2 separate regions of the Homo sapiens genome follow, and region 1 is linked to region 2. The links are chromatin contacts, found by Hi-C or POLR2A ChIA-PET in ENCODE. All regions are on one chromosome and are shown on one strand. The core of a region is the stretch at or near the end of the contact, and the rest is flanking DNA. Distances in the headings are between cores, read along the strand shown.

Evidence for each region. Hi-C counts contacts between places; a loop is a spot of excess contacts on that map. ChIA-PET counts read pairs that join two places held with the same protein, here RNA polymerase II (POLR2A). Pooled maps may share reads with other maps.
Region 1: a map with no recorded cell type shows a loop between it and region 2 (10-fold over the local background). The contact joins the promoter of TUBA8 here to the enhancer-like site in region 2. A Hi-C loop is called at or near these places in 10 of 37 single-sample maps with no recorded cell type and 7 of 50 pooled maps. POLR2A ChIA-PET finds 5 or more read pairs at or near these places in 3 of 52 experiments (GM12878, HEK293 and activated CD4-positive, alpha-beta T cell).

Annotation. Positions count from the first base shown.
Region 1 is chr22:18,109,434-18,112,133 of GRCh38, forward strand. It overlaps TUBA8 (tubulin alpha 8), which reads left to right and starts at 1,376. Exons shown (of 5, transcript NM_018943.3): 1 at 1,376-1,435. The coding sequence starts at 1,433. RefSeq lists an enhancer at 873-1,072 and a silencer at 1,153-1,542.
Region 2 is chr22:17,995,254-17,997,953 of GRCh38, forward strand. All of the region lies in intron 1 of MICAL3 (microtubule associated monooxygenase, calponin and LIM domain containing 3), which reads right to left. Among named protein-coding and RNA genes, the nearest start is that of MIR648, 16 kb to the left of the region's middle. RefSeq lists an enhancer at 1,188-1,387. Within about 2 kb of position 1,383, at least 5 of the 41 ENCODE cell types and tissues checked have a DNase peak (open chromatin) inside an H3K27ac peak, as active enhancers do.

The sequences.
Region 1 (2,700 bases), core at 126-2,625, 110 kb after region 2:
ACAATTAGCTTAATCCTGAGTCTTAATTGTCAGGATCTTACATTATAAGATAGACAAAAATTCAACGCATGCTTTACTAAGTACCGTTTGTATCAGTGGGTAAAGCACTGTGTTTGGTACTCTCTCAAATGCAAAGATGATTACGACACATGTACTATCGTTTATGAATGGGTGGCCAACAGAACAGATTGCCGCATAGGTAAGCAGAAATCTGCTCTCATTCTCTATTGGCCACAAGCAGGCATGTCTTAGGAGCAGAAGGGTAGGAAGATCTCTAACTGTGCTTGGAAACTTGGGGAGTTACCACGTCTGGCTAAAGTGGTATTGTCTTAAGGAAAACCTATGAATTTGCCTGCGTTGGCTTGGTGCTGAGGAAAGTGGAAGAGAGAGGCTGGGGTACACCTTTCAACATGAATGGAACTGACCACTGGAGGGAAAGAACAAGAAACAGCAGTGAGAACAAGGAACAAAGACCATCCAGCCCCTCACCCACCTGGGGGGAAGTGAGGGGAGATGGGCAGGGTGACAACGTGGCCAACATCTAAAGTGTGAAGAGGGGCTTTTACCAAGTGCCCACCCCTTCCCGAGCAGGGGGCAACCAACAGCATCTGGCGGGTCTTACTACTGGGCAGAGGCAGGGGAACCCTGGTATGAGTTCTGGATTACATAGGAGATGTGACTTGGACACGTTTGGGGCTTAAAAGTAGGAAGGGATCAAGGGGGGAGATTTGAAAATCCCGGTGGAGGTGCGAGGTATCCGGGGAGAGGGTAAAAACGGGAACAGTCTTCAGCACCTGCCTGTACCAGGAGCTCTGTGTATGCCATCTCATTTCCGTCTCCAGCAACCAGGCGGGCCTTGGCGGCAGGAGGCACAGGCTTTGGGAGCAGAGGCCCTGCAGCTTGCCAAGCACACACGGCCCTAGGGCGCCCAGCTGAGACGGCACCTTGGCACCCGGGCCCGCTGCAGCCCGCTCCGGTCAGCTGCACCCCAGTCAGGAGCCTTTCCAGCGGGTCGGAGGAGAACGGAAGTTTGGGGAGACCCGCGCGATTCGCCTGGCTGCATTTTACATTTCTTTCTCCGGCAGCTGGGGTCACGAAGGCTGCTCTCGCCGGCGGTGTTGGAACGTGGACACGTGCGCTTTGGTAATAGGGCAGCCTCCCCCGCGGGCGCAGTCCCCGCTGCGAGCGCCCCCGGCTGCTGAGGCGGGACCGAGGACCCGGAGATTTGAGCCGCGGGTGGGCGGGGAGGGGCCTTTGTGACCTGCCCGCCCCTCCCCGGCACTGTGATGCCGGGGGGCAGCTGCGGGCCCGGCGCGCCTGTCCCCGGCGTCCCCCCCTCCCGGTGTGTCACAACGGCGGAGGCGGCTGTATCTGGAGCAGTCGGGGCGGGCAGGCCCAGCTGAGAGGTGCGCGGGCGAGGACAGCGGCAGCGATGGTGAGGCTTCCCGGGGCCAGGCGGGCTGCGGGCGCGCGGCAGGCGTAGGACCGAGAGCCGAGTCTACGCGGAGGCGCACGGACCCGTCTTCCTGGAGCCGCAGGGCTCAAGGCCTTCTGGGGGTGGCAGTTCAGGGTCGAGGAGTCCGCACCCTCGGGCGGGAACACCCGGTGCCCTTTATCGTATGGGGGAAATAGAGACCAGGGGCCAGTTGTTCCTTAAAGGGACCTAAGGGAGCTTTGCGTGCAGACGAGGGGGAGGGAGGCCCTGGGGAGCCCGACGGAGAAGGGGGCGAGATTCTGGGGTCCCCAGATGGGCAGCCTGTGGACAGAGTGGAGAGAAGGGCGAGTCCGGGGATTCTGGATGGGTGGTCTGGGCCGGGGCGACTGGGGGGCCAGATGCAGTCACGTCTCCGAACCCAGCCTAATGTGACAGGGCCCGGAATGTGACAGAGGACCTAGGGCGCCACGGTCCCCCCACGCGTGGAGGTCTTTCTCGCAAGCCTGGCCAGCGGCTTGGGTTTGCTGCACGCACAGCCCCAGCGCGGCGGGGTCCTCCGGGCGCACTCAGCAGCTCCCAAGTCTTTCCAGCGGTCAGAGTCGAAGGACTTTGGGAGTAAGAAGTCTCTGCTTCCAAAGGCCAGGGGACCTTCGACCTGTTTCCTACCCTGGCTTAGGGGGATCGCGGCTGCTCCCTTCCCTGCCCCCGCCCCTGGATCTTACTGAGGGGCGGCTGCAAACACTCAGTTCCTCTTTCTAGGGTCCCCCTCTCCGCCCCCAGTGCCCCTGGTGGTTAACATTTGCCCCCAGTCCACTTTCCCAAAGCCCAGAATCCCAGGAATCCCTCCTGGACCCCTGATCTTTCAGCAGTAGGGAGATGGGCTGGAAAGATTGGGGGCAGAGTGAGGGCAGAATAAGCCTATGTCATGGCCAAGGTCGGGTTCCCTGGGCAGGCTTGCTCCAGGTGTCAGTGATCCAGAAAGCAGGCGAGAACCCCCTCCGCCCCGCCCTGTTACGTTTGGCCCGTGCCCAGGGCCTCCTGGCTCCCCCGGAGCTCTAGCCTTCCAGCTTCAGTTTTGTCAGCACCCTCCCTCCTCCTAGCGGGCTCCCAGACACCCCTGGGAACTGAAAGAACTTGGGAATATTAGGGAGGGTGGCCACAGGAACCTATTTCTGCCTGAGGACCCTGGTATGAGGCCACACAAAGGGCCCGGAGCTGCCAGTTCAGAATTTTGACTCCTGGCTCTGCAGCTAGCTGTGTGACTT
Region 2 (2,700 bases), core at 133-2,632:
GCAGCCTCAAACTCCTGGCCTCAAGTGATCCTCCCACCTCAGCCTTCTGAGCAGCTGCGACTATAGGTGTACACCACCATGCCCGGCTAATTTTTAAAATTTTTGTAGAGACAGGGTCTCACTATGTTGCGCAGGCTGGTCTCAAACTCCTGGCCTCAAGCAATACTCCTACCTTGGCCCAGCCTCTCAAAGTGCTGGGATTACAGACGTGAGACATTGCACCCAGCCTTTTCTTTAATTTTTTTTTTTTTTTTTTTTTTTTTTTTTGGGACAGTAGGGTCTTGCTCTATCACCAAGGCTGGAATGCAGTGGTGCGATCTCCGCTCACTGCAGCCTTGGCCTCCCAGGCTCAAATGATCCACCTACCTCATCCTCCTGAGTAGCTGGGAATACAAGTGTGCAACACCCACACCTGGCTATTTTTTGTATTTTTTTTGTAGAGACAGAGTTTCACCATGTTGGCCAGGCTGGTCTGGAACTCCTCACCTCAGGTGATCTGCCCACCTCGGCCTCTCAAAGGGCTGGGATTACAGGCATGACCCACCACACCTGGCCTCTTTTCTTTTTTAAAACTGCGGCAATCATCTCTCCTCTGTTGAACTCACCAATGAGAAAAAGTCAATGGGGCCAGGCATGGTGGCTCACACCTGTAATCCCAGCACTTTGAGAGGCTGAGGCAGGCAAATTGTTCGAGCCCAGGAGCTCTAGACCAGCCTGGACAATGTGGCAAAACCCCATCTCTACAAAAAATTTTAAAAATTAGCCAGGCTTGGTGGTGCACGCCTGTAGTCTCAACTACTCAGGCAGTCAAGGTTGCAGTGAACCATGATCGCACCACTGCACTCCAGCCTAGGTGGCAGAGTGAGATGCTGTCTCAATTTAAAAAAAAAAAAAAAAAAAAAAAGGCTGGGCACAGTGGCTCACACCTGTAATCCCAACACTTTGGGAGGCCGAGGCCAGTGGATCACAAGGTCAGGAGATCGAGACCATCCTGGCTAACACGGTGAAACCTTGTCTCTACTAAAAAAAAAATACAGAAAATTAGCCGGGCATGGTGGCAGGTGCCTGTAGTCCCAGCTACTCGGGAGGCTGAGGCAGGAGAATGGTGTGAACCCGGGAGGCGGAGCTTGCAGTGAGCCGAGGTCGTGCCACTGCACTCCAGCCTGGCCCACAGAGCAAGACTCCATCTCAGAAAAAAAAAAAAAAATGCAATCAACTGCAAGGCTTGGGGTGACAGTTTCCTGGTCATTCTTCCCAGTTTTTTTGTGTCTTTATAGCTAGAGATGACTAAAGCCCACCTCCAAGAAAACAGCAAGTCACGTACAACTGAAGCCCATGGGGGCAGGATGCTGTTCTCTCCACCGGGGCAATCCAAGCACCTGAGTGTCTGACACCACCCATCACCCAGGGGATCCGAGCTGAATTCTAAAGACTGGAACCAAAGATGACAGAGTGCGTGGCTGGAGAGAGGGGGAAGTCCACAGAGTTTAGGTAAATTTCTGAACCACATCCCCACCACGCCCACAATGTACTGCATTGAAGTACACCGGAAGCTAAAGACCAAAAAGGAATCAGATTTTCAGCTCTGCCACCTAAAGCAGAAACTGAGGGCCTTATTCACCGCACAGACTTTAGCCCAAGTGCCATGCCTCCAGTTTCACAGTTTCACCAGCAGCTCAAGCAAAATGGCCTGGACACTAAAGATGGCCTCTGGGTCAGAGTATCACTCATTTCCTCTGTCCACAAACCACTTTGATTCTCTTTGATTCTCTCTGTCCCTCATCTCCCCATCTAGTCTTTTTTTTTTTTTTTTTTTTTTTGAGACAGAGTCTTGCTCTGTCACCCAGGCTGGAGTGCTGGAGTGCAGTGGTGTGATCTCAGCTCACTGCAACCTCGGCCTCCTGAGCGCAGGCAATCCTCCCACCTCAGCCTCCAGAGTAGCTGGGACCACAGGTACACACCACCACGCCCAGCTAATTTTTGTACTTTTTGTAGAGATGGGGTTTAGCTATGTTGCCCAGTCTGCTCTCAAACTACTGGGCTCAAGCAATCTGCCCACCTCAACCTCCCAAAGTGTTGGTATTACAGGCATGAGCCACTGCGCCCGGCCCATCTGGTCTTATTAAATACTTCATTCTCTGCAAATGCAGACGTTTTCTCAGCTCTGATTATTTTTTCTAAAGTAATGACCCCCCACCTGGCTAGATGAATGCTTCTAGCAAAGGAAAAGACCAGAATGTGAAAATTGTACTGCAATAGAACATAAAGCCCGTCCAACCCCACCTCCCATCAGACCTGGGGTGGTGGCAGCAGCAGGCGTCAGGGCTCTCAGGCCTGCCCATTAGTCATCCCTAAGGCCCGTTAGCACACGGGTTAGGAGGAGCACACACTCTGGAATCAGAAAGCCCAGGATTGAACCCAGCCCTGCTTTCAGTCAAGGCTTTGTCACTCACTATCACTCCCTTGACCTAGGACCTCACAAAACCTTGTCATCCGTAAAACTGGGGATGATAAGTTCTACCTTGAATGTTGTTGTGAGGAATAAATGAGGTAATGTCTATGCAGCACCTAGCACAGATTCCTGCAGATAAACACTCAATAAATGTTAACTATCATCCACTACCTAGTCATCAGAAAAGCACAATGATCTGGTATCTTTAAGTCCTTCCGCTTCCAAAAAAAAAAAAGAAAAGAAAAAAG